Linked DNA regions of Homo sapiens: regions 1 and 3 are each linked to region 2. A link is a loop called in an ENCODE intact Hi-C map of the cell type or tissue named here. Cell type or tissue: GM12878. All regions are shown on one strand. Links, peaks and the distances in the headings refer to the core of each region. The heading gives the core; the rest is flanking DNA. Region 1 has its middle 16 kb from the start of MIR5700. Region 2 has its middle 41 kb from the start of MIR492. Region 3 overlaps TMCC3 (transmembrane and coiled-coil domain family 3).

What was found. Peaks named below come from ENCODE experiments on the same cell type or tissue, not always from the same donor. Only the 100,000 strongest peaks of a DNase experiment are listed, where the experiment ranks them.
Region 1: it touches region 2 in a loop (8-fold over the local background); 20 of 110 quality-filtered maps call a loop at or near these places.
Region 3: it touches region 2 in a loop (6-fold over the local background); 5 of 110 quality-filtered maps call a loop at or near these places.

What each region holds. Positions count from the first base shown.
Region 1 is chr12:94,540,559-94,551,428 of GRCh38, forward strand. It overlaps the pseudogene SUCLG2P2. Among named protein-coding and RNA genes, the nearest start is that of MIR5700, 16 kb to the right of the region's middle. In GM12878, for the core only: a CTCF peak has its summit at 5,804; a DNase peak (open chromatin) is centred at 5,863.
Region 2 is chr12:94,869,837-94,880,706 of GRCh38, forward strand. No RefSeq gene overlaps it. Among named protein-coding and RNA genes, the nearest start is that of MIR492, 41 kb to the left of the region's middle. RefSeq lists an enhancer at 1,115-1,184 and silencers at 3,299-3,418, 3,479-4,088, 4,099-4,198. In GM12878, for the core only: CTCF peaks have their summits at 3,891 (motif pointing left) and 5,952; DNase peaks (open chromatin) are centred at 1,428 and 5,945; H3K4me3 peaks cover 4,455 bases; H3K27ac peaks cover 4,019 bases.
Region 3 is chr12:94,597,242-94,608,111 of GRCh38, forward strand. All of the region lies in intron 1 of TMCC3 (transmembrane and coiled-coil domain family 3), which reads right to left. Among named protein-coding and RNA genes, the nearest start is that of MIR7844, 31 kb to the left of the region's middle. In GM12878, for the core only: a CTCF peak has its summit at 6,424 (motif pointing right); no DNase peak of the experiment used is centred there.

The sequences.
Region 1 (10,870 bases), core at 1,162-9,161, 330 kb before region 2:
CCTGCACCTTCTTGTTATGAGGCTGGATGGGTCAGTGCAGAAAGAGCAGAGCTTTTCTCTCTTTTTTTGAGACGGAGTTTCACTCCGTCGCCCAGGCTGGAGTGCAGTGGCACAATCTCATTTCACTACAACCTCCACCTCCTGGGTTCAAGCAATTCTCCTGCCTCAGCCTCCCGAGTACCTGGGATTACAGGTGCCTGTCACCACACCCGGCTCATTTTTTGTATTTTTAGTAGAGATGGGGTTTCACCATGTTGGCCAGGCTGGTCTCGAACTCCTGACCTCAGGTAATCCACCTGTCTTGGCCTCCCAAAGCACTGGGATTACAGGCGTGAGCCACTGCGTCCAGCCGAGAAAGAGCTTTTCTAAAAACCATATCTATACCCCACCAACTAGCAAACTTAACAAAATGACTATAAATATATCCTATTTAACACAAATTAAACATGTCCTCGACTTGATTTCTTCATAGCTGTTTTTTTAAATGCACATGTTCACTTCAGGGCTAGGTATGGGGAAGATTTAATAGAGTCCCCTCTATTGAAATGGAAGGAGGCTGATGTGGTCTTAATATTTTGTTTTATTTTATTGTATTTTATATTTGGGGAATGGGGTATCACTATGTTGCCCAGGCTGTTCTCAAACTCCTGGGCTCAAGCATTCCTCCCACCTCAGCCTCCTGAGTAGCTGGGACCACAGGTACACACCACTGTACCTGGCTAGTTGTGGTCCTAATAATTGCAACTAATATATCTTCTAAAAATTCTGCAAAGTGTATGAACACGACTCCCATCTAGGGCCTTAGAGGGACTCACATAAGGTAGTAGCCCTGAAGCTCAAGCTTCATTAGGTTCAAGATAACTCATCTCTGCTTCTGCTGTCTCCGCACTCCCGTACTGTCTAGGCTTCATTCAAAATAGCTGCTGTATATGTCAAGATGATTTTGATCTGCAGGGACAGAAACCCAACTGAACCAAAACAACTGGAGGATATACTGACCCCTAAACTGCTGGCTTTGGGAACAATTGGAACCGATGATAAAAATGCCACCAGAACTATTTCCTTCTTGCTACACCTCAGTTTCCATCTCCACAAATGCAGATGAAAACTTCAACCTTACAGGAGGCTGGACCTCTGCCAGTCCCTGACTCAAATCGCACTGCTTTGCCACTCCAGGGAAACCCCTCCAAGGGCCACATTGGCCAGTGTGGGCCATGTGAACACTCTCATGGGGGGCTCTGAGGGACAGCGCCCACTAGGTCTTCAAGGTTGGAGTGGGGAAGAAGGAAGATGTGCTGTGGTCAAAAGAACAATCCCTTCCCTGTCCCTGCCCAAGATGTCCATGTCCTAATCCCTGGGATTTTGCAAACTTGATTAAGAATCTTGAGGCTGGGCGTGTTGGCTCATGCTTGTAATCCCAGCACTTTGGAAGGCTGAGGCAGGCAGATCACCTGAGGTTGGGAGCTTGAGACCAACCTGACCAATGTGGAGAAACTCCATCTCTTCTAAAAATATAAAATTAGCCAGGCATGGTGGGTAATTTTGTGCCTACAGGCTAATTACACACCTGTAATCCCAGCTACTCAGAAAGCTGAGGCAGGAGAATCACTTGAACCCAGGAAGTGGAGGTTACAGTGAGCCAAAATCACGCCATTGTACTCCAGCCTGGGTAACAAGAGGGAAACTCCGTCTCAAAAAAAAAAAAAAAATCTTGAAATGGGCAGATGATCCTGGATTATCTGGGTGGGCTTAATATAATCACAAGGATCCTGACAAAAAAGAGGCAGGAGGCCAGGCGTGGTGATGTGCACCTATAGTCCCAGAGCTTTGGGAGGCCAAGGCAAGAGGATCGCTGGAGCCCAGCAGTTCCAGGCTGCAGTAGGTTATAATCACACCACTGTACTCCAGCCTGGATGACAGGGTGAGACCCTGTCTCTGTTCAAAAAACAAAAAGACAGAAGAAAGTCAGAGACAGAGGAGACATAAAGATGAATGTGAAGGTCAGATCATGTGGGGCCATGAGCCAAGGAACATGGGCAGCCTCTATAAACTGGAAAAGGCAAAGCGCTAGATCCCTCCTGCAGCCTCCAGAAGGATTGTAGCTCTGCCAGTGCTTCATTTTAGAACTTCCAGAACTGGAAAAAAATGAATTTGTGTTGTTAAAACCAATACATTTGTGGCAATTTGTTATAATAGCAACAAGAAATGGATACAGGTGCTAAGAAGATAGCAAAATGCATGCCCACTGTACCTTCTCTCTCCTCCTTCCTGGTCCTATCTATCTGTTATGGGCTGAATTGTGTCCTTCCAAAATTCACATGTTGAAGTCCTAACCTCCAGTACTTGGGAATATGATACTGTTTGGAGATAGAGTCTTTAAAGAGGTGATTAAGGTAAAATGAGGTCATAGAGGTGAGCCCTAATTCAATATGACTGGTATCCTTGTAAGAACAGGAGATTAGGATGCAGACAGGTACAGGCGAAGACCATGTGAGGCCACAGCAAGAAGGTGGCCCCCAACAAGCCAAGGAGAGAGCCCTCCAAAGAAATCAACCTGCCGACACTGATCTCAAACTTCTAACCTGCAGAATTGTGAGAAAATCAATTTCTGTTGTTTAAGCCAGCTAGTCTGTGGTGTTCCTTATGGCAACCCTAGCAAACTAATACATGATCCTTCAAGGCAGAGGTGAAAATCTGCCTCCTTTCTCAAACTGCCTTTGATCAGCCTGCTCCCAGAGCAGCCATTGTCTCAGAATACCTAGTGGCCAAGAGTTTAACCCAAGGATCACAAACTCAAATGCCTATAGGGGCCAGGAAGAACTAACATGAGTGAAGTGCTTGACTATAAGAAACTGTATTTGCCAATTGATATGGTTTGGATCCGTGTCCCTACCCAAACCTCATGTTCAATTGTAATCCCCAGAGTTGGAGGTGGGGCCTGGTGGGAGGTGATTGGATTATAGGGGTGGATCCTTCACGAAGGGTTTAGTACCAACCCTTGGGTGCTGTTCTCGTGATAGAGTTCTCATGAGAATTGGTTATTCTCAACAGGTTATTTACTGGTTGTGTAACCAGTTACATGAGAACTGGCTAGCACTTACCCACCTCTCTCTCTTGCTCCTTCTCCCACCATGAGATGCCTCACTCCGCCCCCTTCATCTTCTGCCATGATTGTAAGTTCCCTGAGGCCTCCCAGGAGCTGATGCCGTCATGCTTCCTGTACAGCCTGCAGAACCATGATCCAGTTAAACCTCTTTTTAAAATAAAAATAAATTACCCAGTCTCAGGTATTTCTTTACAGCAGTGTGAGAATGGACTAATCTACCAATTAAACATAATCAGTATACACTATCACAAAAATGACATTCACTCCCTATCTCCCTGTCTGCTTTTAGTTTTGCCACATTTTATCAAGGATGAATACAAGGAAAATCCTCTCTTCCTGACCGTTCAGTGGGGAAAAGTGGCAGTGCTGGGGTGAGAGGCACCTGCTTTTATTTTTTGTGTTAAGGAACCTACAGGAGAGGTGCGAGCTGAGCTGGAAATTGCAGGCCCTGCCCTGTGCCAAGGGGCAGTTGCTACTTAGCTCTAGCCAACTGTTACCAGGGACAAGGACAGGCCAGACCAGCCAGAGTTTTCCAATTTTTCAAAAAAACTGAAAATATACATTTTTAAAGTGAAATTTGATTTTAAGACATTGATAACTAATTTTTTAAAAATTAACTGTGTTGGCCACCTCACATCCATTACAACGGCTACTAGTAAAAAACAAAACCAAACAAAAACAAAATAGAAAATAAGTGTTGGTGAGGATGTAGAGAAATTGGAGCGCTGTTGGTGGGAATGGAAAACGGTGCAGCTGCTGTAGAAAACAGTATGGCAGTTCCTCAAACATTTAAAAATAGAATTAGCATATGATCCAGCAATTCCACTTCTGGGTATATACTCAAAAGAACTGAAAGCAGAGTCTTGAAGATATATTTGTACACCCATATTCATAGCAGCATTATTCATGAGAGCTAAAATGCGGATGCAACCCAAGTGTCCATTGACAAATGAATAGATAAGCAAAATGTGACACACATATATATATATCACATGATGGAATATTATTTAGCCTTACGAGGAGGGAAATGCTGATATATGCAACACAGATGAATCCTCAGGACATTCTGCTAAATGAAATAAGTCAGTAATAGAAGGATAAATTACTGTTCGATTCCATTCGTATGAGCTGCAATACTTAGTCAAAACCACAGAGACAGTGAAATGGTGGTTGCCAGGAAGTGGGTGGGGGGCAAGAATGGGGAATTAGTGATTAATGGGTACAAAGTTTCAGATTCGCAAGATGAAAAAAGTTCTAGGCTGGGTGCAGTGGCTCACGCCTGTAATCCCAGCACTTTGGGAGGCCGAGGTGGGTAGATCACCTGAGGTCAGGAGTTTGAGACCAGCCTGGCCAACATGGTGAAACCTCATGTCCACTAAAAATACAAAAAATTATCTGGGCACAGTGGCAGGTGCCTGTAGTCCCAGCTACTTGGGAGGCTGAGACAGGAGAATCGCTTGAACCTGGGAGGCGGAGGTTGCAGTGAGCCGAGATCGCGCCACTGCACTCCAGCCTGGGTGACAGAGTGAGACTCCATCTTAAAAAAAAAAAAAAATTATGAAAAAAGTTCTGGAGGTAGACGGTGGGGATGGCTGCACACCAATATGAATGTACTTAGTGCCACTGAATTTCACACTTAAAAATGGTTGAAATAGTAAATTTAATGTTATATGTATTTTACCAGAATTTTAAAAATTGGAAAATGACAACTGAGCTGGCTAAGATTGTTATTTTGAAACAAGACACATTTTTTAAGGCCTAGCTTCAGCTCATAGTCCACCAGTTTGCAACCTCTGTTTTAACACTTCCTTGTTTTCTAGTCATTTCATGTGTTCATGTCTTACCCAACTAGAAGGTAAAATTCCCTGGAAGTAGGAACTGTGTCTTAACCTTCTTTGGTATCTTTCAAAGTGGGTACTTGGAGCTTTGCAGTGGGCAAATCACAGTTGCCCTGCTGAATACTGGATGATACCCACACACTCATAACTAATTATTAGACACTGCCATGCTGTACACAGAGCTGTGGCCACATGGGATTAATTGTAACATTTCAAGAATAAGAAGAGAGCTTTTGAAGTACAAAAAGAAATTCATTCTGACTAGCAGGTGGGGATGGTGTGTCAGGAGAGACGAGGGTGAAGAGGGCAGGGAGACGGGAAAGGGGCCTTATAGGCCACAAGAAGGGGAAATGGGAAATTGCCACAGGCTGTAAGCAGAGGGTGACGAGATTGGATTGGATTTTGAGATAAATCATAAAAACTAGAGCCTGGAACGCCCCTGCTAAGAGATTCAGGAAAATGGTAAATGCCGCTTGGCAACAGCTCTCCAGGGCCACATGTGAACACAAACACACTTGTTTGTGTTCAGCGAATGAGGAGGTTGGGGACATAGGGAAGAACTAGGGGAACTCGGGGGGCTTCAACAAGAGGAGTGAGGCAAATGCACACCCCCTTCAGAGCAGGGGCTGTGTGCGCACGTGTGTATGTTGCGTGTGTGCAGTTAGAGTGGGGGTGATTCTTAGGTGGGTCTAGGCAAGCTGACACCCTAAGTTGCAGACCATGGGCAGCAGATGGAGGCGACGCTAAAGTCCAGCCATCAGACCCTCCGTGCTCCCCTGGAACACCTGTAGGAAACCCTGAGAACTCCAACTTTAAAGGGATCCAAGACACTGTAGCCAGCACAGTAACCCGTGGCAACCCCTAGAGGTTGCTATAACCTCAGCAATGGGGAGCGTTATACCGAAGGAACCTGCCGGTTCCCCAGACACAAAAATGGCTGAACCTTGGTGATCACAGCACATGACCAGGAACCGCCAATACACTCATGGAACTGTCCCGCTGACAATGTCTAGAGGGAAAATGCCCTGTCCTCTAACACCCTTCTCTGAGGGGGAAAAAAGCCACATTAGAAGAAGTGATATGACCAAAAGACAAGCTTTCTCCAAAGGCCAATGGCCTTGGAATGTTTATTAAGTGTTTTGTCTGTTTGCTCAAGTGCTATCCTTCAACACCGGGACTAGAAACAATTTCTTCAGAAATAACTAACCAGCCACAATTAGTAAAACTTCATAAAGCCTGGAGAATACTGTCATCAGAAGAGCTACATTTGGGGCAGTCTGGGGAAGGGTGAAGTGTGAGGATGGGGACCATTATCTCCAGAGGTCTAGTGATTAAGAACTGGGTGACTCTGGACAGCTGGTCCCAGGGACTTTGCACTTGTGGTGGAGGCTGAATTCGTCATTCCCAATCCGGATGCTATGCAATCATCGTCAAGTACTCCAATCCATCTGCATGTCTGAATATGGATGGGGATGCTCTGCACTGTCCCCATCGGCCGCTGGGTCCTCCACTCTCTCTCTGCTCTGGATCTCTGGATCTCATCTTTCTACTTCCTCTGCAGGTGGCATCATGGGGACTGTCTGGTGACTCCCCTAAGCAACCAGCATCAGACACTAGAAACTTCCAGTCAAGTCTCCTGGTCCCTGATTCCAACCAGACGACCACATCTTCACCCCAGGATGGACTTTAGACCTCAGCAGCAGAGACAGCCATACTTCCTGTGTGACACTGGGGCAACCACGTTTCTCACAGGCCCCCAGGTGGGGCTGAGATGAGAGCAGGCCATCTGAAGGTGCACAAAATAGGCAGGATGGGATGGAGGCCAAGAACATCCCAGTGAAATGGGTGCTCCCAATTTGCATTTGGGAAAGAAGGGCTCCCACCTTTCCCAAGCCCTGCATTTCACATATTTTGCCCCTATTCTACTCTACACTCAACCCCCAACTCTCTGAGTTCCACTCCACATGACCCCGCCCCCATCTTAACTTGCTGTGTCCTCACCCTACTCCACAGATCCCTGCCTCCCGTGCCTTTGCTCCAGGTGAGGCCATACACTTGGCGGAGGCCTATTTGCTGTGGCCATTTTGACCCAGGGAATGTCTGATGTGACCATTTGAAAACACTCTCCACAAAATTGCTCGAAACACTGTTTTATATTAAAAATTCAAAGCAGGCCTAAGTGAAAAAGACAAACAAGGGACAAGGGATGTGGGCCTGATGACTACTGAATGTACTACTTAGTAACAATAATTAAAAACTAAATATTTAATAGTTTGGCTTTCCCCCCAGCTACCTAAAAAAAAGCAAACAAACAAAAAAACTGCCTCTCAGACTAAAATAGCTGCTTCAAGAGCGCCACATCAACATGTGATAAGTTTGCTCACATTGTTACCTTCATCTTCCTACTCCCTGTGTCAATTACAAATGGCTTATGATGCAACTAATGGCCATTATCAAAGGCATAAGGAAAGACATTTAAGACTTCACATCACAAGAAGTCTCCAGACAGATGATTCCCAGCATTGACTCAACTGCTCAACGGGGCTCACAGAGACCCAGCTCCTGTCCGGCTTTCTTCTGCCATCCTTAGCTGCTTGGCTTTTAGTTCTCATTCTCATCACTTCATGGTTGCAAGATGGCTGCCACGGTTCCACGCATCACATCTTCACACAAGGCAGGAAAAAAGGGAAAGGGGCAGTAGTTAAAAGGCTGTTAGAGTGCTAGGTTTCCTGTTTAAGATAGCGTCCCCCATGGCAGCGCAGGCCTGGAAGCTTCTGCAAGCCCTAGCGCTGCTGCCCCGCTTCCTGGTGGCCAGGTCCCGGGCAGTTCAATTAACCTCCAGAAGATGGCTGAGCCTGCAGGAATGCCAGAGCAAGAAACTGATGTCTGATAACAGAGTGACAGTTCAAAGATTCTTTGTAGCAGACACTGCGAATGAAGCTCTTGAGGCCGCTAAGAGACTAAATGCAAAAGAAATTGTTTTAAAAGCCCAGATCTTAGCTGGAGGAAGAGGAAAAGGTGTCTTCAATAGTGGTTTGAAAAGAGGTGTTCATTTAACAAAAGACCCTAATGTTGTGGGACAGCTGGCTAAACAGATGATTGGGTACAATCTAGCGACAAAACAAACTCCAAAAGAAGGTGTGAAAGTTAACAAGGTGATGGTTGCTGAAGCCTTGGACATTTCCAGAGAAACCTACCTGGCAATTCTGATGGACCAGTCCTGCAATGGCCCCATGCTGGTGGGCAGCCCCCAGGAGGGCATCGACATTGAAGAGGTGGCTGCTTCAAACCCAGAGCTCATTTTTAAGGAGCAAATTGACATTTTTGAAGGAATAAAGGACAGCCAAGCTCAGCGGATGGCAGAAAATCTAGGCTTCGTTGGGCCTTTGAAAAGCCAGGCTGCAGATCAAATTACGAAGCTGTATAATCTCTTCCTGAAAATTGATGCTACTCAGGTGGAAGTGAATCCCTTTGGTGAAACTCCAGAAGGACAAGTTGTCTGTTTTGATGCCAAGATAAACTTTGATGACAATGCAGAATTCCAACAAAAAGACATATTTGCTATGGACGACAAATCAGAGAATGAGCCCATTGAAAATGAAGCTGCCAAATATGATCTAAAATACATAGGACTAGATGGGAACATTGCCTGCTTTGTGAATGGTGCTGGGCTCGCCATGGCTACTTGTGATATCATTTTCCTTAATGGTAGGAAGCCAGCCAGCTTCTTGGATCTTGGAGGTGGTGTAAAGGAAGCTCAAGTATATCAAGCATTCACATTGCCCACAGCTGATCCTAAGGTTGAAGCCATCCTTGTCAATATTTTTGGTGGTATCGTCAACTGTGCCATCATTGCCAATGGGATCACCAAAGCCTGCCAGGAGCTAGAACTCAAGGTGCCCCTTGTGGTTTGGCTTGAAGGAACCAACGTCCAAGAGGCCCAGGAAATACTCAACAGCAGACTCCCCATTACTTCAGCCGTTGACCTGGAGGATGCAGCCAAGAAGGCTGTGGCCAGTGTGGCCAAGAAGTGATGTCTTTGTCCTGATCCGATGGAGAAACAAAGCCATTTTTCCATAAAAAGGGATGGTTCATCATTGTGAAAGAAATGGTTATCTCGTTGGGGAGGAAAAGGGGGGGTGAAGGCAAGAATCACTGAAAAATCTTAAATCTGTGTTTTCTGGAATAAGCTATCTAGACAGCCTAAATCTGATTTTAGTCTTTATAAAAATAATATCTCGTATTCTCATACTTTTCTGTCACTGTAAGCCTGCCCAGTAGGCAGTGTTTTGCAGACTTTGGGGAGCGGTCTATGTGACCAAATATTGTGTGTATAGACAGAATTTGAAATCGGGTCCTGCTTCATTTACAAGAATTTTGGTGGGCATCTAATCCTACATAATGAAAAAGAAGAACAGACCATTTAAAAACTCAGACAAGATTATATTTAATATATTAATTACTAAAAAGGCACAAGATTACACTGAACATTAGCTACTAAAAAGGCACTGCCAAGACATTCAAACAAATAGCTATTACACACTGCAGCAGATTTTACAGGTTTCTAATTCCAACATATGTTTGAAAAATCCATGAGTGTTCCAAAATATACTTAATAATGGAAGGTCTGCATTAATATACCATCCATGTGTTTTTACCATTTGGTTTAATATTGAATATACTGTTTACCTCACACTAAAAATAAAACCAGAAACCTTATTTGTGACTTTGGAGTGGAAGCTTCCATTTTTGGGTCAAAAATGAATCCTGATTCTTATGGAAATCTCTGTTATTAAGTCATTTCAAGATGAGACAACACTGAAGATCAAATTGTGTTGGGTATCAGTATCTTCTCTCCTCGTTTATCTCTTACACCTCATCCTCCCAGGATCTACCAGTTGATGGTAGAAAGATGGGAACCTTATCTGAATGTTTTTTTTTTCCATGATGTCCAATTTTGTTGTGGGAAAGGATTTGGATAAAGTTTTTGTTTAAATTTTGGTAGATTTTTATCTATACAAGTTTAAATAAAATTATGTTTTGTAAGTTGTAAAAGAAAAAAAAAAGGCTGTTAGAACTGTCCTGGGAAGAACTGGACCAGAACTAGTGCAGCTGCGGTTGAGATGGAGAGATGATGATTTTGAGATGTATTTAGAAGGTAGAATTGACATGGGTTGATGGTGGTAATGACAAGGAAGATGGTTCTGAGGTTTCTAGCTTGGGTGGTGGTGGTGCCTTTTAATGGAAATAAAGAGTACAGAAAGAGCAGACTTGGTGTAAGGGAAAAAACAATGACCTTGGTGTTTTCGTTTGAGGTTCTCTAGGAACATCCTGAACCAATATTATATAAGAAATTTAAAATATAGATCCACTGCTTATAAAAGAGGTAGATGCTACTAGCTATGTAACTGTAGTAGTATTTGCCACACAGGCGGCAGCTGGGTCCACAGAGGGTGTGTAGGAAGGACGGGGAGCCACAGAACCCTGAAGAGTGGTGGAGAGGTACACGGAGACCTGGAGAGAAAACACCCTAAGGGATTAAGCTTCAAAGAACAGGAAGAGGTCTCCAGTGTTGACCAATCTAGAAACCAAGTAAGGCCAGGCTGTGAAATGCATGCACTGGTTTTGGCAATTAGGTGGTCGATGACCTCATTGGATGCAATTCTTGGGAGGGAGGTACTGATTCTAGTTTACAGTGGTTTGAGGAAACTTAGGCAGTAAGGAAGTGGAGACGTTCAGGAAATGTGCTGGAGGGATGGACATGTGACCAAGTTCTGGCTCAAGAGTCATAAAGTTGGTCTTTCGGGGGCACTTCTAGAAGAGATTTTCCTCTCTGTAAAAGGGAAGGAGAGCCTGTCTAGCATGTTTTTCTGTGTGAGGATGTGATGCCTGGATCCAGGGCAGCCATCTTGTGGCCAGGAGGGGA
Region 2 (10,870 bases), core at 1,280-9,279:
TCGAGTTATGCCTGCATATTCACATTTACAGCTATAAAGAGAACTTGGGGCTGGGCGCAGTGGCACCACACCTGTAATCCTAGCACTTGGAGAGGCCGATATGGGAGGATTCCTTGAGCTAAGGAGAGTTCAAGACCAATCTGGGCAACAGAGTGAGACCCCTATCTCTACGAATAAAAAAAATTAGCCGGGTGTGATGGCACGTGCCTGTAGTACCAGCTACTCCACAGGCAGAGGTGGAAGGATCACTTGAGCACAGAAAGTTGGGGCTGCAGTGAGGTAGGATTGCGCCACTGCACTTCAGCCTGGGAAACAGAGCAAGACTCTGTCTCAAAAAAAAAAAAAAATATATATATATATATATATATATATATAAAGAGAACTTCATAAATCTATAAATACCAATCTTGTATGAGAGAAAAATGCGTGGTGAAGAAGAGTATACTTATATGCTACCATTTGTGCTTTTAAAAATGAAAAGCATGAATATATAACTGCTTATATATGCATAGATTATTTCTAGAGGGACAGAAGAGATGAGTTAACAGCAATTGCTTCTAGGAAAGGGAACTAGCTGTCTGGGCAACAGAATAGGAAGGCTTATTTTCATTGTAAGCTTTTGATAGCTTTTAAATTTTATACTATGTAAATGTATCACCTATTAATTTTTAACTTAAAAGGTTGTTATGAAAATGAAGGAAGCCAGTAGATGCGTGGCACAAAGAAAATAATCAATAAATAGTAGCTACCAGCCTGGACAACATAGTGAGATCTCGTCTCTACAGGAAATTAAAAAATGAGGCAGGAGGATCGCTTAAGCCCAGGAAGTAGAGGCTGCAGTGAGCCGTGATGGTGCCACCGTCCTGCCACCTGGGTGACAGAGCAAAACTCTGCCTCAAAAAAAAAAAAAAAAAAAAAAAAAGTAGCTACCATTATAATTATTCTCCCACAACTGCTTTCTAACTTTTTCTAACACAAATAATTTTTTAAAGCAACCAATCCTCTGTAACTCCTGGCTTGCATGGAAAGAGTTCATTTTGGATTCAAAAATAATGAAGGAAATAGGAAGGAGCCATGTGAAGACGTGAAAGAAGACCCAACCATGGGGTTCTCTGGTGTTCAAAGCCCTGGACAGCATGGTATGCACAACATTAGCCGTTTGTCAGAGTCCATTTGGGCTGCTACAATCAAATCCCATAGACTGGGTGACTTATAAACAACAAAAATGCATTTCTCACAGTTCAGGAGGCTGGAAAGTCCAAGATCACAGCCCCAGCAGATTCAGCGTCTGGTGAGGGCCCAAGTTCTGGTTCAGAGATAGTGTCTTCTCACATCATGGAAGGGACAAGGAAGCTCTCTGAGGCCTCCTTTATAAGGTTCTGCCCTTGTAACCTGATCACCTCCCAAAGACCCACCTCTTAATACCATCACCTTGAGGGTTAGGATTTCAACATATGAACTGCGGGGACAACAAACATTCAGACCACAGCTTCTCTCTTCAGAGCAACCCAAATACTGGGCATCTTCTGTGCTCCTACTCTGTACATTCCCTACACACCTTCTCTTTCATTCAAGGACACCAAAGGAAAGTAATTACTTTTGATTATAATAGTGTGTCTGCACACTCTCTCTCTGCAGTTACTGATCTGCCACAGTTGAAGGGCTGCCACATGCATCTGCCAAACTGCCAAATTATATGCTTCTCCAGAACCAGACAGGGTCTGGGGCAGAAACAAAAAGTTTGTAGGCAACAGAGTGTAATGTCAAGAGCCAGGGCTTTGGAGTCCAGCAAACCTGGGCACAAATCCTGCTCTATTTTCCTCATAGCACTCATCACTATCTGAAACTACATTATTTGTACCTTTGTTTACTACTTTATTATCTGATTTCTCAGTTTGAATGCGGCCTCCAAGAGAACAAGGCTTTTGTATGTCATGTTCCTCACAGTATTCCTAGAGCTCAGAACAGCGCCTGCACATAGTAGGTGCTTAATACACGTCTTATGGAGGTGGGGGCTGAGTATTTAAAATGCAGATTGCCAAGCTCCAGTTTCAGAGATTCTAACTCATTAGGTTTGAAACAAAGCCTAGGAATCTGCATTTGCAGCAAGCATCCACCTCTTTCATCCTAAGGCAGGTAGTAGGCAGATCACATGTTAAGATACTCTGGTCAATGCCCTCCATCTCCAAATCGTGATTCTCCCTCTAACACGCATTTCTACGGATCCCATCCAGGCTCTTTTCTTTAATTACCCTGAGGCACTGAGAGTAAAAGGAGGTTGCTGACCCCTGAATTTGGAGTTCAAACAAGTAACCTCACCACGGCCAGTTTCCATTTCTGCTGCATGCCAAACTAGCTGGCCAGCCTGGCTGGAATCCTGTTCTCCCCAGAAACACCTGAGCAGGTCTGGACTAGCTCCAAAAGTATAAGCCAGGTAAATTTCCGTGTCAGCTCATTGAGAGACTTTCCAGGGGCAGCTGGGGCCAATTCACATTTGCTCTATACTCCCTCCAAAGACACCCCCTTCAACACACACACACAGAACACTTAATTCTGGTACCACCAGCCAAAAGGGGCCCGAGTTCCCTTGGGAGCAGCCCAGCCGCTGAGAGGCGGAAATCTCTGAAAGGGCCACTCAGATGACCAAAGCAATAGGCGCCTACGTACCTTACAACAAGCCAACCTCAAGTTCCAACCTAGAGAAATGCATGGACTCTGGTGGGAGAGTCTTATTCCGTTTTTGTTTTCTTCTTTTTTTTTGTTTTGTTTTGTTTTGGTTTGGTTTTCTTCCATTTCTTCTCAGCCTTGTCTCTTCAGAAAATACCCCTCCACCCCTTCCTTGGCGCGTAAACTGTCTTCAGGGTGGCCTTAGGAGTTCTGGGACAATGTGGAGGGTACCCAATAGGATTTCCTTAAGTTTCCTCTACTGCTTTTCCACACATATTAATGCTGAGATCCTGTATTTGATTAAAGCACCTTCCATTTCCAAAGTTAAAATACAAACGGGTCTGGTAACTTACAAAGTCGCCAGCATCTTCGTGTCAATTAACTTCCCCAGACAAGTAAGAACGAGCTGCACTAGGGCCTGCGCTCTCTCCGGGGCTAACAACAAGCAGCACCAGTCCCCCAAGCTGTCCCTGGAGGTGGAAGAGCCACTGCAGCTGAGCCTGTTTATTTTTCGTTTTTCCACAGGCAGCCTTGGCTGGAGGGTGGGGGTGAGCGCGGGCTCCCTGGCACCTGCCGGTAAAGCAGCAGCCGCAGCCCCCGAGGGCGCCCCAGGCCAGGAGCTGCGCGCCGTCGGCGGGCCGTGCCTGGAGGAGGCTCGCGCCTTCCAAATGCCGGAGTGCAGGCATCCTTCCTCTCCCCAACCCCAGCCCCGGCCTCGACCTGTCGCCCACCTGGCCCGGACCTGGGGCTGGCTCCGTCTCTGGGGTGTGCGCCAAGGGAGCCCCACCGACGCCCAGCAGAGCTGCCCGGGCTCCCAAAGAAGGACCGGGGCTTTGGGCAGAATTCTGGCAGCCAGGCGGGCGTCAGGGGAGCCGGAGAAGGGGCTCGCCAGCAGGCGTGGGGCGGAGTGCCGGGCGCAGCCCACCTCGCAAGCGCGGGCCCAGGGCTCCGACGTGCCAGCGCAGCCCCGAAGAGTGCGGGCCCGGGGTCCCCGCGGCGCCCCTTCCCCTCCTCAGTCCCCCGGGGGCGACCGCGCTCCCCGCCGAGGTCCGTCCCCGCCGCACCCTCACTATTCCCGCTGGGAGGACCCCGGCGCACGCCCCCGCCCCCGCACCCCGGGGCGACGGCGCACTCACCCTCCGCATGGTGTCTGGGCCGTCCGGGCGGGGCTCGGCGACTTGGGCGCGAGAAGGGCTGGGCCGGCGGCGACGCTCGGCCGGCCGGGAGCTCCGCGCTGCCCCCTCCTGCACACGCCTGCGCCGCGGCCGCCAAGCCGGCGGGGGCGGGGCGGGGTAGCGCTGGCCGCGGGGTCCCCGGGGCTCTCCCGGGCTGCGGCGGAGGCGCGGAGCCGGCCAAGGGCGCACTGAGCTCGCGGAGCTCCGGGGCCCCGGGGCCTTTCTGCCGCCGTCGCAGCGTCCCCGCCTCCTCGGGCCGCTTCGCCCCTCTCCTCTTCCTCGAGTTCTGGCCCCACCAGGAGCGGAGCGAGTCTCCGATGCCTGCCCCGCGGCCCCCAGAACTGAGCTGGAGAAGCTTTGGGGTGAAAGCTGGGCCCACCCTACAGGGACCCCAAGTTTGCGGAGCAAGAGTGGATTGGCGGAGAGCGCAGATGGCAATTCTCACCCGCCTTAAAAGTACCACCTTAAAATTCTCCCCATGGGATGGGAAGGTGGCCCGCTAATGTCCGTTCCTACTCTTCGTTTTCTTTTTAATTTTTCAGACAGGGTCTCGCTCTGTCCCCCAGGCTGAGCGCAGGGGCGCGATTTCGGCTCACTGCAGCCTTGCGATTCTCCCAGGCTCAAGCGATCCTCCCGCCTCAGCCTTCCCAGTAGCTGGGACCACAGGCGAGTGCTCCACTACGCCCGGCTAATTTTTGTATTTTTATTCTTTTGTAGAGACTGGTGTCTCGCCATTTTGCCCAGGCTGGTCTCGAACTCCTGGCCTCAAGCGACCCTCCAGCCTCGGCCTCCCAAAGTGCTGGGATGAGAGGTGTGAGCCAGTGCGTCGGCCCTTTACCATTCTTTAGATTCTGCGATTGTTTTTTGAAAGTCCTGAGCATTCATAAAGCTTTCCGAGGAGGGGTGGGAAGAGAGTTAAGAGCGGTAAACAGCAGATCCACCCGGGGCTGGAGGAAACACCGTGGAACAGAGACCGTCTGGTCTCATTCAGGTGAAGGAGCTCGGCAGGGGAAGAGGTCAGCATCCCCATTCCAGCGAAACCCACGGGTTTTCCTAGCAGTCCCCTGTGTGCACAGCTTTCTCTTCACAATCGACCTCCACCCCAACTTTTCCAAACAACACGGGAGCCCATCCCCAAATGCTAATGCTTCTGCGGGAAAAAAATGAGAAGGGGGAAAAATGTATTCCCCAGATCATGAAAACGCTGCACACCCTTGAGCTCAGAATGCAGGATCTAAATCCGCAAGAACAGGATGGAATGATGTGGGAAGGTCTTCCAGGAAGAAATCTGATTTTATTCTGCTTCGACTGCTGAACAAAGTAAATCAAATAGCACGGAACTCAAGGCAGCCTGAATTTTGTGTAGAAAAAAATATCTCTTGTTTGTCAGAGGATCCTTTGAAAAGCATCCAAGGACGCTTGTGTTTCCAAAGCGGCTGTGACAGGTATGCAGGCAGACAGCAGTGGGAATGCAAAGGCTTGTGCCGGGTAAACACTTCTCATGAGTGTTTCAGCTTTGGCATTGCCTTTATGCCAGTTATTCTGGCAGATCACCACTGCCAAAGAAATACCTTTATAATTTTCTAACATTGATTGTCAGCAGCACTATAGAGACCGTAATATTACACGAAGTACCTTAATGATCTAATGAATAAAAACATTTTGTCTGGATTTCTCTTTGGTGCCTATCAGCACAGATAGGGGGAGGAGTGACTGATGTGTGAGGGGGAAATGTAAGAAACGACAATTAATGACACTTGCTATGTCCCTTTTTTACTTTATCTTATGATCTGTATGCAGTGGGTTTTTTCCTCCCTGGATATATAATCTCTTCTGATTGAGCTTTTATGTTTTTGCCTTTCTTTGGGAAAATAACAATGTTAGTAAGTGTACTTCTGAGCCATACCTGTCTTATCATTTCAATCCACACAACTCTATGAAGTACGTACTGGGATATTATGGTTTTTTTAGAGGGAGATACTCGAGCTCAGAGAGGGCAGGTCATTTGCCCGAGATCATACAGCTTGTTAGTGGCACAGCCTGGATTTCAACTCAGGCAGTCTGACACGAGGACCCTCTCACTTAATGCCCATGCAATACTGCCCTCCTCTGCTTCATAGAAAAGGTGCAACTGTGTAAAGGTGTTCCTGGAAGTAAAAACGTGAGCTTTTGTCATAGATTAGTCACTTGACATCTCAGAGCCTTAGCTTCCTCATCAGTAAAATGACAACTTGGACTAAATAGATGCATTAAAGGCCTAGCCAGAAGTAAAGTTCAAGATTTAGAGTATTACTATGTGAGTATTAGAGTATCAGTATTCTTGCTCAGCATTGTAAGAAATCTTAACCTGGAGATACAGTGTTAGCCACTTCATTGGTTTGTGTGATCTCACCACAGCGCCTTGTTTTAACACTACTTGTGCTGCTTTCTACAACATTACCTCTTCCTGCTCCTTCTAATTAATACTCTTTGCTTTGCAAATGTGATATCTAATCAATTTAATGTTCTTTTTTTTTTTTTCTTTTCTTTGAGACGGAGTCTTGCTCTGTCGTGCCCAGTCTGGAGTGCAGTGGCGCGATCTCGGCTCACTGCTACTTCTGCCTCCTGGGTTTGAGCAATTCTCCCACTTCAGTCTCCCAAGTAGCTGGGACTACAGGCACCCACCACCACACCCAGCTAATTTTTTATATTTTTAGTAGAGGCAGGATTTTACCATATTGGCCAGGCTGGTCTTGAACTTCCAACGTCAGGTGATCCACCTACCTCGGCCTCCCAAAGTGTTGGAATTACAGACGTGAGCCACCGAGCCCGTCCTAATGTTCATTTCTTACTAAACTTGAATAAGACTCCTGGTGTGGGGGAGGGGAGTCAGTTTCAGTTAAGTAGTTGTTAGGATGATCTTGAAGTATTAGTTAGCCTGAATCATTTTTAAATTCCCTTCAGAAACCAAGAATGTTATTCAACTGTACCAAATAAATAACAACACGTCAGTTGCTAATGGAACACGGTCACACTGGCCATCTATGGAAATCCTCATGTTTCCAATGCTCTCATTAACTACCCTGAAGAATCAATTTAAAAGTAAAACTAGATTGAATCAGATTTCCCCCTTTTTTATTCCAGGGGGAGGGGGAAAGGTCTTTGTTTCTTTCATATGTTTAAAGAATCTTCAAAATATTTTAATGATAGAGTTGTCTATCTGTTTCATATTATCATATCTCCATTAGCCTTCTAAACTCAGCCATATTATTTGATTCCTTGAAAACCATCTAATGTTTAAGAACACTATATTTTCCCCTTTTTTCTTAATTGTTTAACTTCTCCACCAGTCACAAACACTGTTATTCAGCCTTAATTTTTTTTTTTTTTTTTTTTTTTTTGAGACAGTGTTTCACTCTTGTCACTCAGGCTGGAGTGCATAGGCACCATCTCGGCTCACTGCAACTTCCGCGTCCCAGGTTCAAGCGATTCTCCTGCCTCAACCTCCCGAGTAGCTGGGATTACCGGCACCCACCACCACTCCCAGCTGATTTTTGAATTTTTAGTAGAGACGATGTTTCACCATGTTGTCTAGGCTGGTCTCAAACTCCTGACCTCAGATGATCCACCTGCCTCGGCCTCCCAAAGTGCTGGGATTACAAGTGTGAGCCACCACACCTGGCCTATTCAGCCCTCTTGATCTGCAGGCTGGATTCATAGGTCTTCATCTTAGTACAGTAGGAAGTATACTGGCATCAGGAGGTCAAGCTTACTTCTTTCATTACCTATTAAGGTAGATAGGCATTTGTTATAAAATTGAACAAAAAGGAACTAGTTTACAATTTTACATAAATAGTAAAAGAGAATAATTTCTTCTTTTCGTAGATAAGAAATGTTATCAACTGGCATAATTTCTTACCAGTCTGTCATCCTCCATTTAGAAAACCATTAGTAATTAAATGTTGTTTTCCTTTACCATGTTCCTAAATATGAATCCTTCATAAGGCATCTATTAAATACCTACTATGGGGCGGTATACATTATTGATTAAATCAATCCATATTTCCCTGAGAAAGACCAAGAAAAATTTCAAGGAAACATGTATCACAGCTACATGCATTGAGTACTTTATATGTTCCAGGCACTGTGAAAAGCCATGTATCAATCTGTTTCATCCTCACAAAACTCTGCAGGATTGTTGTTAGTATCTTCTCCATATGATAGACTATGAAACTAAGATTTATCGAGATGAAACACCTTGCCAAAGGCTGCATGTTTAATTAGTGACACACTTCTGGCCCAAATCTGACTCCAGAACCCAAGAGATTGACCAGTGATAGGTGGATGTTAATGTATCACACAGACTTCTCTCTCCGGAATTTCTTCAAAGTGGTGAAAACGTGAGCCAAGAATTTTATATCCACTAAAACTGACTTTCAAGTATTTATACTAGAATAAAGTGACATTAGTTAAGAAAGAATTCTTAAAGGAGATGAGTTCTTAGCTTGAAAAAATATAAGATTTGAATGGGAAGAGTGAAGAATATTCTTTTTTCAGCCTCTCAAGTAGCTGGGACTACAGGTGCATGCTCCCACACCCATCTCTACAATTCTTTTTGTTCGTTTTGTAGAGATGGGGTCTTGCTATGTTGCACAGGTTGGTCTCAAACTCCTAGCCTCAAGTGATCCCCCAACCTAGCCCTCCCAAAGTGCTGAGATTACGGCATGAGCCACCATGCCCAGCAAGAATATTCTTCAAAGGGTACAGTGGAATGAGCCACAAAGTAGAGGTGGTGAGTCAATAAACCATTCTTAGGGAACCCTGGGATGTGTGACTTTTTAATTTTTATTTTTTATTCCAATATCACAGTCACTTAAGGATATTCTGGGTCCTTTATTTTGCTGTAGGAGGTCTGCGTGGTTGCTATGCTATTTCTTTTCTTGCCCTTGACAAGGCCTGTTCAACTTCTCTGAACCACAATTTAGGGGCTTGACATTCTATTGATCTTTTTTTTCTTCTTCTTCTTTTTGTGGCCTGAAGATGCAGGGTAGAGTGGGAAAGAACTTACCTAGAGCTGTGTGTCGCCTTTATCATAGGAATTTAGTTTCTTCTTTCTTCTAAAGCTCTGTGCCAGAGTTCAGCCCTTAGTGGATATTTAAAAAGACAAAATTCACCCGGACTTGCACCCCTAGTGCTACTTATATATTTAATTCCATGCTCCTTTTTAGTCTTCGTCCAAATGCATGTCCATCTGCAATCTATTTACACAGCTATCTCTCCTACTAGACTCTGAACTCCTTTAAAGAAGGGACTGTCTTAATTCTTACATCTCCATGGCCTACCCCAAAATAGGTGTGCTTGGTACGTGTTTAATAAACGAATTAGTGATGTTTAAACCATATTATAGTCTGCTGTTTTCCCTTGGTTAATGTTTCCTATATTTTACATAGCCTTAATAATTACCTTTATTGGCTGCTCAATATGCACATCTCAGTGATATATTATCATTTAACCTTACCTCATGTTGCCATTTGCATTGTTTCTACTCCTTTGATTGAGCCCGAGAGTTCAAGACCGGCCTGGGAAACATAGTGAACTCCATCTCTATAAAAAATACAAAAATAAGCCAGGTGTGGTGACACGCACCTGTAGTTCCAGCTACTCAGGAGGCTGAAACAGGAGGGTCACCCGAGCTCGGGGAGGTTGAGACTGCAGTGAGCCGAGATCACGCCACTGCACTCAAGCCTGAGTGATAGAGCGAGTCCCCATCTCAAAAATAAAATAAAATACTCCTTTGAAATTCCCTTGAGTTAGTAAGTAGGGATATGACTTCATATTAAGAAGGATTTGGAGGATGAGAATGTGATTAAATGGTCTAGACGTAGGAAGATAAGTTAGGAGGCTAACCTCAGTCACACAAAATGGAACTGGTGAAGGAACCAAGGTCAAGATTAGGATGGTGATTGTGGAAATGGAAAGAGAAAATCAATTTCTACATCCACTGCCAAAGCTGGGAAGATGTAACAAGGGATTTACCCTATATAGGGCTAAAAATATGACAAACAGTGGGGACATTGTCCTATGATGGGGAGCGCTATTTTAGCACCATGGACAGCTCCCAGGTTATCAGGTATTCGTTCTGGGTGGTATGGAACCATTATTGCTGTCCGTGATGGTGCCTTTTAATAAAAAACATTAAGTAACATTTTTGAACATATAACTAGTGAAAGCTTTACATACATTTATTAATTCTCATAACGAAACAGGCACGTAAAGATTACATAATGTCGCCCCCAAAATCATACAGATAACAAGTGGCAGAGCTAAGTCCTGAGTCCAGGTAGTCTGGGTTTAAAACCCACTACGCCGGCCAGGCACAGTGGCATAATACCAGCAATTTGGGAGGCTGAGGCGGGTGGATCACCCGAGGTCAGGGGTTTGAGGCCAGCCTGACCAACTTGGTTAAAATCCATCTCTACTAAAAATACAAAAATTAGCTGGGCGTGGTGGCGGGTGCCTGTAATCCCAGCTGCTCAGGAGGCTGAGGCATGAATATCGCTTGAACCCAGGAGGTGGAGGTTGCATTGAGCCAAGATCATGCCACTGCACTCCAGTCTGGGCAAGAGAATGAGACTCTGTCAAAAAAAAAAAAAAAAAAAAAAAATTTACACCATACTGGAAAAGACACTGATGACAAACTATGATTATATAGTTATAAAGGCTATATCTTTCCAGCTTTGGCAGTAGATATAGACACTGTCTCCCTTTCCATTTCCAAAATCGCCATCCCAGTCTTGACCTTGGTTCTCTCATCAGTTCCATTTTGGTTACATTGGAACTAAGTTTTGAATGACAAATGGAATTTAACTACAGTCCAGATGGCCAATAGGCTACCTGAAGCCCTGTGTTGAGAAGGGTTCTGAGTTCTAATCTAGGCCCAACAAAAAGCCTCCTGTGAGCAGTTAGCAAATGTGATAGAGAGTGATAGGAGACCTCAGGCTAGGAAGGTAGGTAAGCCAAATAATAAAGGGTCTTGGATGTGAGGAAGG
Region 3 (10,870 bases), core at 1,991-9,990, 270 kb before region 2:
GAGTTTGAGGCTGCAGTGAACTATGATTGCTCCCTTGCACTCCAGCCTGGGCGACAAAGCCAGACTCTGTCTCTAAGAAAGAAAAAGAAAAAAAAATTAAGATCTCCCACGTACAGAATATGCAGGTATGATCCTTTCCTCCCTAAGGGACCTTTTCCCTGTAGGGACCGTTGTAATTGTGGCAGACAACTCAGGTGCCTCCTCCTTTGGACACACCCATATGTTCTGACTCAATCCATTATTTGTGATGGCTTAAGGAAGCAGTCTTAAATAATTTCTCAGGCCAGGTGCAGCAGCTCACGCCTGTAATCCCAGCACTCTGGGAGGCTGAGGCAGGTGGATCACCTGAGGTCAGGAGTTCGAGACCAGCCTGGTCCAATATGGCAAAACTCCATCTCTACTAAAAATACAAAAACTAGCCAGGAATGGTGGTGCATGTCTATAATCCCAGCTACTCAGTGGGGCTGAGGCAGGAGAATCGCTTGAACCTGGGAGGCGGAGGTTGCAGTGAGCCAAGATCGCGCCATTGCACTCCAGCCTGGACAACAGAGAGAGGCTCTGTCTCAAAAAATAAATAAATAAATAATAAAAATAAAATAATTTCTCTAATGCACCAGGAAGGTTCTGAAATGTAGTTTCTTGTCACTTAGGAAATCACAATTTGATAGAACATGAACACAGAAATGAAGGAATTCTTTTACCCTCCAAAGTCCAAGAAGGCAACGACTTGTTTAAAGGACACAAGCAGGCCTCAAGAAGAATGGCTCAAGAGAGGACAGAATCTTGCCAGGATCATTCAAGTTTATCAGAAAAGAGAAGCCACCAGTTACTAAAGACTTATCAGCATCAAATAATTTCCTAAATGTTTCCGGTACCTTATTTTATTTTTCCTTTCAAGAATCTGATATTAGAATTAAAACTCCCATCTTCTCAGAAAAGTGACTTACTAGGACTCAAAGCTAATAAGTGGCAGAGCCATGTGATTCCAGCCCAAGTGCACCTGGCTCCAGGAATATCCTACCTTTTCTTGAGCTCTTTCTGTGTACGCCAAACCATTTATCATACATATACCTGTTTCCTTTAACCCCTAAAGCCCCTCAAATCTACTTAGTTTACTCAAATCATTGTGCTACCATTAAATATGCAAATGTGAAAAATATGTATGATAGAGAAACAGAAGAACAAAAACAGACTCCTTCAGACTCCTTGGTGCCACGAGGCAATTACTGGAGATGTTCTCAATTTGGCATTCATAAGTTCTCAATTTTGGCATTCATAAGTAGGAGAAGAAATGACCTTAAATCCCAAGATACCTTGCATAATAAAAAAATGTGGGTTACTTCTGTTTTACCCACTACCAAAGATCCTCAAGGCCAGCTTATACATAAACTCCCTCTTTGGCTAAAGCTCCAGCAGGTTCTACAGTCATTAAATGCTCTGCCGTCAATAAGAGGAGGCTTTCTTCTCCCACAGCCACAGACGTTTAAAGGCTCCAAAGATTCGTGTTTCAGGCAGAGAACAGTCCTCCTCTAAGATCATACTGTTTTGTGATCTGGGATAAAAGAAACGACAAAGAAATAAAACAAATGGTGGGCTGTGATTTTAAAGATAAACACTGTATCATGACCCTTCTTAGAACCTAAGTCTGTATTTGGGTTGGCTGTATCTCCAAAACACAGGCAACAGACTTCCAGGACCCACTCAAAACACTCGCAGCAACCAGGTAGCTCAGACCTCATGGGAAAGCTCTGATTCCAGAGCCATGTATCCTAAATAAAGGTTTGCTTCCAGGGTGGTAGCATAAGTTAGTGGTTAAAGGCACAGATTTCAGAGCCAGACTGCCTAGGTTCAGCACTGCCATGTGAATTGCCTCGTCTTGGGCAAGTTACTTTCTCTATGCTTTGATTTTCTCATCTGTAAAATGAGGACAGCAGTATCTACTAGTTCACAGTGTGACTGTGAGGATTACAGGAATTCATGATAGGGTCTTGTACAGAGTAAGTGCTATAAGTGTTGGCCATGGTTTATTAAACCTAACATACCCCAGATAGGTGGGTTCTTCAGAAGACTCCAGAGCCAAGAACAGTGATGCTGCTGTCACCATCATTAAGCTCTTTCAACAGAAGCCAATCATTGTCCCCGCCGCCCCCACATGCACGGAGTATTTGTGTGTACACAAACTGCTGCTTATCTATGCATCTTGCAGCAGAAAGGAGGGTGGAAAGTGGAGAACAGGGTCTCAAATTCATACCAGAAGGTCCCTTAAGAATCAAGTTTCAATGAACCTGAACAGGAAAGATAATTTTTAAAAGATACCCCCCCCCCCGCCCACACACACACACAAGCCTAAGATACTGCTTTACAGAGTCTTACCTAGTATTTAATTTGACTTGTATAAAGGTACTTTATGTAAAATAACTAAACTTTACATTCTCAACAGCCAGCTCTTAATGCTTTTATAATTGTCATGAGTTTTCTATATTGCTATTTTCAGTAAAACTAGGACTCTGAAGTAAGACCCTAAAGACAGATGTCTAACGTTTTCCACCTCCAAGTCTTTAAGCAAAACAAGAGAAAATCGTATTAGAAAGACATATCTAATGATTATAACTTGCTACTTCCTCTATAAAACCTCCTTAGCCTACTTTTTGAGAGTATTATGGCATGACCAGGCACAGTGGCATGTGCCTGTAGCCCCAGCTACGCAGGAAGCTGAGCCAGGAGGATCGTTTGAGCCCAAGAGTTGGAGGCCAGCCTGGGTAACACAGCAAGACCCCATCTCTAAAAAAAGGAGTGGTGGTGGGGGAAGAGAGAGAGAGGGAGAGAGAGAAAATGAATGAATATGAATTATGCTTGGAAGCTTGTTTTTACAGATATTATGTTGGGGGTTTGGGGACTGGGTTATACTTAATTCCATGACCTTAGGGGTAAACAGCATAATTATTTTATTGATGTTCTCTCTCCTTCATCTCTTCTTTAAAACTGTCACCAAATTCTGGTTTTTTTTTTTTTTTTTTTTTGGCTTGGTGGTTTCTCTCCAGATTGACCCTTCCTTGCTATCCTCAGGGCCATCTATCTTAATCCACATCCTCATTTCCTATCTCACCTATAGCAAGGGCAACAGTTTAACTGGGTTTCCTTGTTTTCAGTGTTCTATTCCTTCCATCTAGTCTATAGGAAGTCATTACACTGATCTTCTAAACTCCCACTTCCATCACACTAAAACACTGCTTAAGATGTTCAACGATTCTTCCTTTAATAAAGAGATTGGATTCCTCCCCTTGCTGGTACTTAAGCCCTGAGTAATTTTTCCTATTCAACTTCCAATGTCTTCCTCCTTCCTTCACCATCCACCAAGTGGATCTCAGCACTGTGGTACATGAACATATTTCTGGACTTTCTGTTTCACCTCAACACTTACACCATTCCCTTCCGGACACAGCATCTCAAGGCCTCTGTCATATCCAAATCCTACCATTCCTTCAAGATCTCTTCCATGAGGCCTTTCCAAAGGACTTCTTCTCCTTCCTGATCCATTTTGGCTCTTATATATACTGTTAGGTGGGTTCCTCTTTGTTTTATCATCTTTGCTGGGTTTTTTACTAGTTACTGAAAGCATTCACTTTCTCAGGTACCATACAACACTCAGCACAGAACGCGCAGTATCACTGAGCAGCAAATACCTATATACGAACCCAATTTCTCTATGTCATAACCCAGTATATTACAAATTCTGAATGAGACATCCAAGAAAGAAATACATGTTTACCAATATATACATACTTATGTATGTGCACATATACATGCACACACCTAATTAAAACAAAAGTTTTGTAAAATACTACTTATCTTTACTACACACAATGTAACTGTATTTACAGCTACCTAATTTTCTGGACAACTGGATATTAGAAATTATAATTACCTTTGTTAATTTTATTATGTAGAAAAAGTCCTTGTTTGCAGATACATATTAGAAACAAAGTGCCCTGGCCGGGCGCGGTGGCTCATGACTGTAATCCCAACACTTTGGGAGGCTGAGGCGGGCAGATCACTTGAGGCCAGGCTTTCGAGACCAGGCTGGCCAACATGGTGAAAGCCCATCTCTACCAAAAATACAAAAATTAGCTGGGCATGATGGTAGATGCCTGTAATCCCAGCTACTCAGGGGATTGCTGAGGCATGAGAATCACTTGAACCTGGGAGGCGGAGATTGCAGTGACCCGAGATCATGCCATTACACTCACTACACTCCAGCCTGGGCAACAGAGTGAGGCTGTGTCTCAAAAAACAAAAAAGAAGGCTGGGCGCAGTGACTCATTCCTGTAATCCCAACATTGTGGGGGGGCGAGGTGGGTGGATCACATGAGGTCAGGAGTTTGAGACCAGCCTGGCCAACCCTATCTCTACTAAAAAATTGGCTGAGCATGGTGGTGCACACCTGTAATGCCAGCTAATTGGGGAGGTTGAGACAGGAGAATTGCTTGAACCCGGGAGGCAGAGGTTGCAGTGAACCAAGATTATGCCACTGCACTCCAGCCTGGGTGACAGAGTGAGACCTGGTCTCAAAAAAAAAAAAAAAAAAAAAAAAAAAAGAGAAGAAAAAAGAAAGGGACCTGGTGTCTGTATATCACTTACTTTTAACAGGTTACAAACACAAACAAAGAAAATAAGAACATTTTAAATTGTTGAATCTGGGTAAGGTAGATGAGTATTTGCTGTGATGTTCCTTCTGCTTTTCCATATAAGAATATAAAGTGATAGTTGTTACTCATCAAATTTATTTCATGACCATAATCCTGTTTGAAAAACAGTGTGTTATAATTAGAAAAAAGACAAGCCACTTGTCCCTGTGTTTGTTAATCATACTTAAGGAAGGCTCTAACATTCTGAAGAACGTTCTGTGGTTACTTCCTGGCCTATAAAGGATTTAATGTTCCATTGCTGAGTCTACTAATCTCTCCTTCAAAATCCTTTCTACAAAACTTCTGTGAATCATTACGACCTTAGCAGAAAGGTATAAGATTAGGGATTGGTTTTTTAGTTGCAGAGATCACAGACTCAGAACTTACCCTAAGACCTCGCATACTGAGAACAATCCTTGTGGTTTTCACAGGGCTTTAAAATAACTAAATCTAGGAACATCAAAAGTTTAAGACAGTGCGCTAAAGCTGAAAGTACCATAGCAAACATGTGCACTGGTTACATTTTCCCCTTCCTTTTCCTTTAAGAATAGGTTTTAATAAAAGACGAAGTTCCATGAACGGTCAGTAACATCTCATTTAATTGACACTAAGGGAAGTATTCTAGATGAGTGAATGAAACTTGTAGATAACTGAAACTCCAAGTCTTGCTAATTAGAGATTTCTAGATTTTCTTCTTTCTTTTAATTTCTTTTAGAGACAAGGTCTTGCTCTGTTGCCCAGGCTGGCTTCCAACTCCGGGGCTCCAGTGATCTTCCTCAGCATCCCAAGTAACCGAGGCTACAGGAGTGCACCATCATGCCCAGGTGGATTTCTAAATTTCCAAGATTGTTTTCCTGTTGACTATGGACATCCACATAATCAAGTTTGAATTGTGACACAGCAACAGTGACCTCAAGAAGACAACTGAACTAGATCACTCGGGGGACCTGGGATCCAATTAACCTTAGGTCCTCGTAAAGAAGCAAGGTGGCTGAACTCTGCAAACTCTAAGGGCCTTGCAGCTCTCATATGCAGCAGTTCTGTTACTATTAGGTCTGTAAGGCTGGCATCCTGCACGCAAAATGCCAATAGCCTTGTTCATAAAATTATTAGCACAGACCAACTGACACAAACTGAGTATTACTCTTTATAATGAATCTTATTTTTTATTTTTTTGAGACAGAGTCTTGCTCTGTCACCCAGGCTGGAGTGCAGTGGCGCAATCTCGGTTCACCGCAACCTCTGCCTCCCAGGCTCAAACAATTCTCATGCCTCAGCTTCCCGAGTACCTGGGATTACAGACGTGCACCACCACGCCTGGCTAATTTTTTTATTTTTAGTAGAGATGGGGTTTTGCCATCTTGTATTTTAGTACAGACGGGGTTTTGCCATCTTGGCCAGGGTGGTCTTGAACTCCTGGCCTCATGTGATCTGCCTGCCTTGGTCTCCCAAAATGCTGGTATTATGGGCATGAGCCATCCCTTTATAATGAATCTTATTTACCAAAATAAAATTTAATAAGCAACAAGTCGTTAAAAACCATATGCAACAAAAGGAATGAAAAATTGTTCAACACACAACCCAGACAAATCTCACGTGTGTAATACTTAATGAAAGAAGCCACACACAAAAATGTGATGGTGTATGATTAGCGTGCTGCGGAGGTGAGAAGAGTGGTTACCCTTTGCGGGGAAGTAGGGGTACGGAGAATGATTCACCAGTAGGTGGCACCAGGGAGCACTGGGGTGCTAACAACATTGATCCAGGTGGCAGTCACTCAGGACATACACATAGGTAAAAATTATCCAACTGTACATTTAAGATGTATACACTTTACTGTAAGTGAAACCTCAAAAAAGTAATAAGATGCAAAAAAACTTAGATAACAAAAATGCAGGAGCTGTCAAAACTATTATCTTTATAGTACCTGTAACATTACAAATGCACAATGAATAAATGTTAACATACAGTATTGCTCAATTCTAGCAAGAAAAAAAACCACTTAAATTTCATTAGCATGTCAACCTGTAATGCATTTTGTCAGCTCTTTAACATTTTTAAAGTTTCCCAAACTTTCATGACACTGTCTCATAAATATTTGTTTTTAGAATACTAAAGAGCCAATGAAAAAGAGCAGAAATCCACACGTGTACTACTAGCAAGGCATTAATATCTGTGGTTTAACTGAATACATCAGATTTAGACATAAAAATATGCAATTTAGAATTCTGCAAAATGCAGCAAAATCCTAATACCATGTTGATCCAGATTGCTAATGCCTTGTTTTATTACATAATAGTCATTTAGAAAGCCAATGTTTCTCAATGAGGCTGAATTTAACTAAAAGCACACAAAGTACAATTAGGGCTTGCTTACTTAGACCAAATTGTTTTTATGATAGCTAATGGAACTGATTAATTTAGGTTGCAAACCAAGCCCCCTAAAATACAGAATTGCTACTTGAAAATGTTTTTCTGGGCATCTTTTGTGAACTAAGTCCTGTGCTGAAAGAACTGGAGTCAGAGAAATATGATAAGCTCTGCCCTAAGAGGTCACTCTTGGGGCAGGGAGGCGTACAGAATTAAAAAATGTAACAAGGCCAGGCACAGTGGCTCACTCCTGTAATCCCAGCACTCTGGGGACCGAGGCAGGAGGATTACTTGAACCCAGCAGTTTGAGACCAGCTAGGGCACAATAGTGAGACCCCATCTCTACCAAAAAAAAAAAAAAAAAATGCTGCGTGTGGTAGTGTCTGTGGTCCCAGCTACTTGAGAGGCTGAGGTGGGAGGATTTCTTGAGCCTAAGAGGTCAAGTCTGCAGTGGGCCATGATTGTGCCATTGCACTTCAGCCTAAGTGACAGAGTGAGACTTCATCTCAAAAAAAAAAAAAAAAAAAAAGAAGTAATAAGTACTATAGGAACCAAGGGGAGGAAATAAGCAGGGGGCTTCAATGAGAAGCTTCTGAGAAGGTGATAATTGACTTAGAGGCAGCTCAAAAATCTGCTGAGAGCCTAGCAAGGAGCACATTGTATCTGCAGAAGGAAAAACTAGAATATGTATTTAGGAAACTAAAAGTTGGAGTGTCTAAAATTGAGAATGGCTAAATGGGTCATTCTAAATCAAGGCATGATTGAGGGCTGGGGTGAAAAAGAGGTGCATGGCAAGCATTCCTAAAGGGAGGCGGCACAAGGCTCAGAAGAACACCGACAACCTGCAACAGGCTCTGCAAACCATGCTAGGCTAGACACCTGACCATGCAGACAAGGGGAAGCCAGGAATTTTAAAGCAGGTGGTGTTTTTATAATCATGAAAATAAAATACGGAGACATAGAGAATTTGGAATATCAAAAAGAAAAGGAGGCTTATCTTAAATACAGATACTGTTTAGGTTCTTATTAATTTTTTAAAAATACAGCACTGTGACTATACTACACAGAGGGATTTTGGATTTAGTTCAGGTCACATAAGAATGGTTCATTCATGAATCTGTGTAATTGGTCATGACATGCGTATACACTTGTTGCATACCAACATTAAGTAAGCGTCTATCTGGGATGCTGGGATCATGTAATTTGGACTTTTCCTTTTTTTAAGCATCATTTGAAGCTAAGGATAGCTGAGTTCTTACCTAAAAGAACACTGTCCATCACATATGGAAAATCAGGCATTTTGCCTCATAAATACACAATTCATAATTTATTCCATCTCCACTCATCTCTCTTCTACAGGCTCAATACTATTCAAACTCCAATTATTATCACAGCCTTGGTACTTTCCATCGGGGGCTAGATAAAGAAGAGCAAAGTTTTCACCTACGATGAACAAAATGGCAGGACTTAAAGATGACTTTCCTGAAGAGTGCAATGCCTTCTGTCTTTTATTTATGGACTGAAAAGAGAAATCCCTCAATGTACACGGCAAATCACATTCCCCTCACTCTAAGCCATACTTACGGAAGACATCCCAGATTCTCCTGAATGCAGGAAAGTACCACGGTTACACCAATCTACTCCGTCAAACCAGGTACTAACTATGACTAAAATTATATGTGGAAAAAAAAAATCCAAATGAGATTAGTAACAGAAAACAAACAAACAAACAAAAAAACAAGTATGTGTGTAGGGGGGTGGATAGAAGGCAGTCTTGAAAGCGTCAATGCTAGACGCTTTTTTTCTCTTTACTGGGAATTGCAATCAACCAAACCATGGGTCTGTACCTGACCTAGAGCCTTTAACAATGCAACAAGACTGTGAGAACTCTCACTCAGGGACACCTGCTCTTAGCCTATTATGGAACTACTGCCTGTGTGCAGAAGTATCATTTGGAAACATGAATTTTATGCTCAAAGGGTAAAATGCCCAAGAGGCTTTACTCATGCCAAGTTCCCTAAGAACCATGGGGCTTCTTTTTGCCTTGGGAAAGGAGGTGAACTTTTTTCTTATTCTTTTTTTTTTTTTTTTGAGACAATCTCGCTCTGTCACCCAGGCTGGAGTGCAGTGGGGTGATCTCAGCTCACTGTAACCTCTGCCTCCCAGGTTCAAGTGATTCTCCTGTCTCAGCCTCCTGAGTATGTGGGACTACAGGTGTACACCACCATGCCTGGCTAATTTTTGTATTTTTAGTAGAGATGGGTATCGGGGGAACCAGCCCCAATATTTCAAAGTAGGTTCTATTTTCCCTAAGTGTCAGCCGGTCTGAGAAATAAAGAGAAAGAGTACAAAGAGAGGAATTTTACAGCTGGGCCTCTGGGGGTGACATCACATATTGGTAGGACCGTGATGACCCCGAGCTGCAAAACCAGCAAGTTTTTATTAGGGATTTTAAAAGGGGAGGGGGTGTACGAACAGGGCGTAGGTCACAAAGATCACATGCTTCAAAGGGCAATAAAGATCACAAGACAAAGGCAAAATTAGAATTACTGATGAGGGTCTATGTCCTGCTGTGCACGTACTGTCTTGATAAACATCTTAACAGGAAACAGGTGAGAGCAGAGAATTGGTCTGACCAAAATTTACCAGGCTGGAATTTCCCAATCCTAGTAAGCCTGAGGGTACTGCAGGAGACCAAGGTGTATTTCAGTCCTTATCTAAATTGCATAAGACAGACACTCCCAGAGTGGCCGTTTACAGACCTCCCCCCAGGAATGCATTCCTTCCGCACGGTATTCCTTGCTGGGAAAATAATTCAGCGATACCCTCTTACTTGCACATCCATTTATAGGCTCTCTGCAAGAAGAAAACTATGGCTCTATTCTGCCTGACCCCGCAGGCAGTCAGAACTTATGGTTATCTTCCCTTATTCCCTGAAAATCACTGTTATTCTGTTCTTTGTCAAGGTGCACTGATTTCATATTGTTCAAACACACGTTTTACAATCTATTGTACAATAGTGGTCCTGAGGTGACATACATTCTCAGCTTATGAAGATAACGGGATTAAGAGATTAAAGACAGGCATAAGAAATTACAAGAGTATTATTACAGAAGTGATAAATGTCCATGAAACCCTCACAATTTATGTTCAGAGATTGCAGTAAAGACAGGCATAAGAAATTATAAAAGTATTAATTTTGGGAACTTATAAATGTCCATGAAATCTTCACAATTTATGTTCTGCCCATGGTTCCAGGCGGTCTCTCCATTCGGGGTCCCTGACTTCCCGCAACAGATGGGGTTTCACCATGTTGGCCAGGCTGGTCTTGAACTGCTGACCTCAAGTGATCTTCCCACCTCAGCCTCCCAAAGTGCTGGGATTACAGGCATGAGCCACCGTGCCCAGCCTGAAAGAAGGTGAACTTAATTAGATGCCAAGGATTGCTAACTACATAACAGTATTTACAATGTGGTACCCTTGATTAATCTGACTCAGTCCACCTACCTTAATCAGCATTTCGAAATGTTAGGGGACCATCTGTTCATGAACTGAGAACATTATGAAGTCTCTCATTCAACTCAGGATATCACCCTGAACTTGATGAACTAAAATTTATTTGATTTCTATACTTTAATGACTCTGATGTCATTCATTGCTTTCAATGTTATGACTGATGTTTTAATAAGGCCATTGTAAATATACCATAAGTACCACAATCTCTGTGTCAGAGAAACACTTTGCTTGATTGCTTTTCTTCCTGGATAAACATGTAGTGAACAATCAGTGAATATATACTTCATATTATAGGATTGA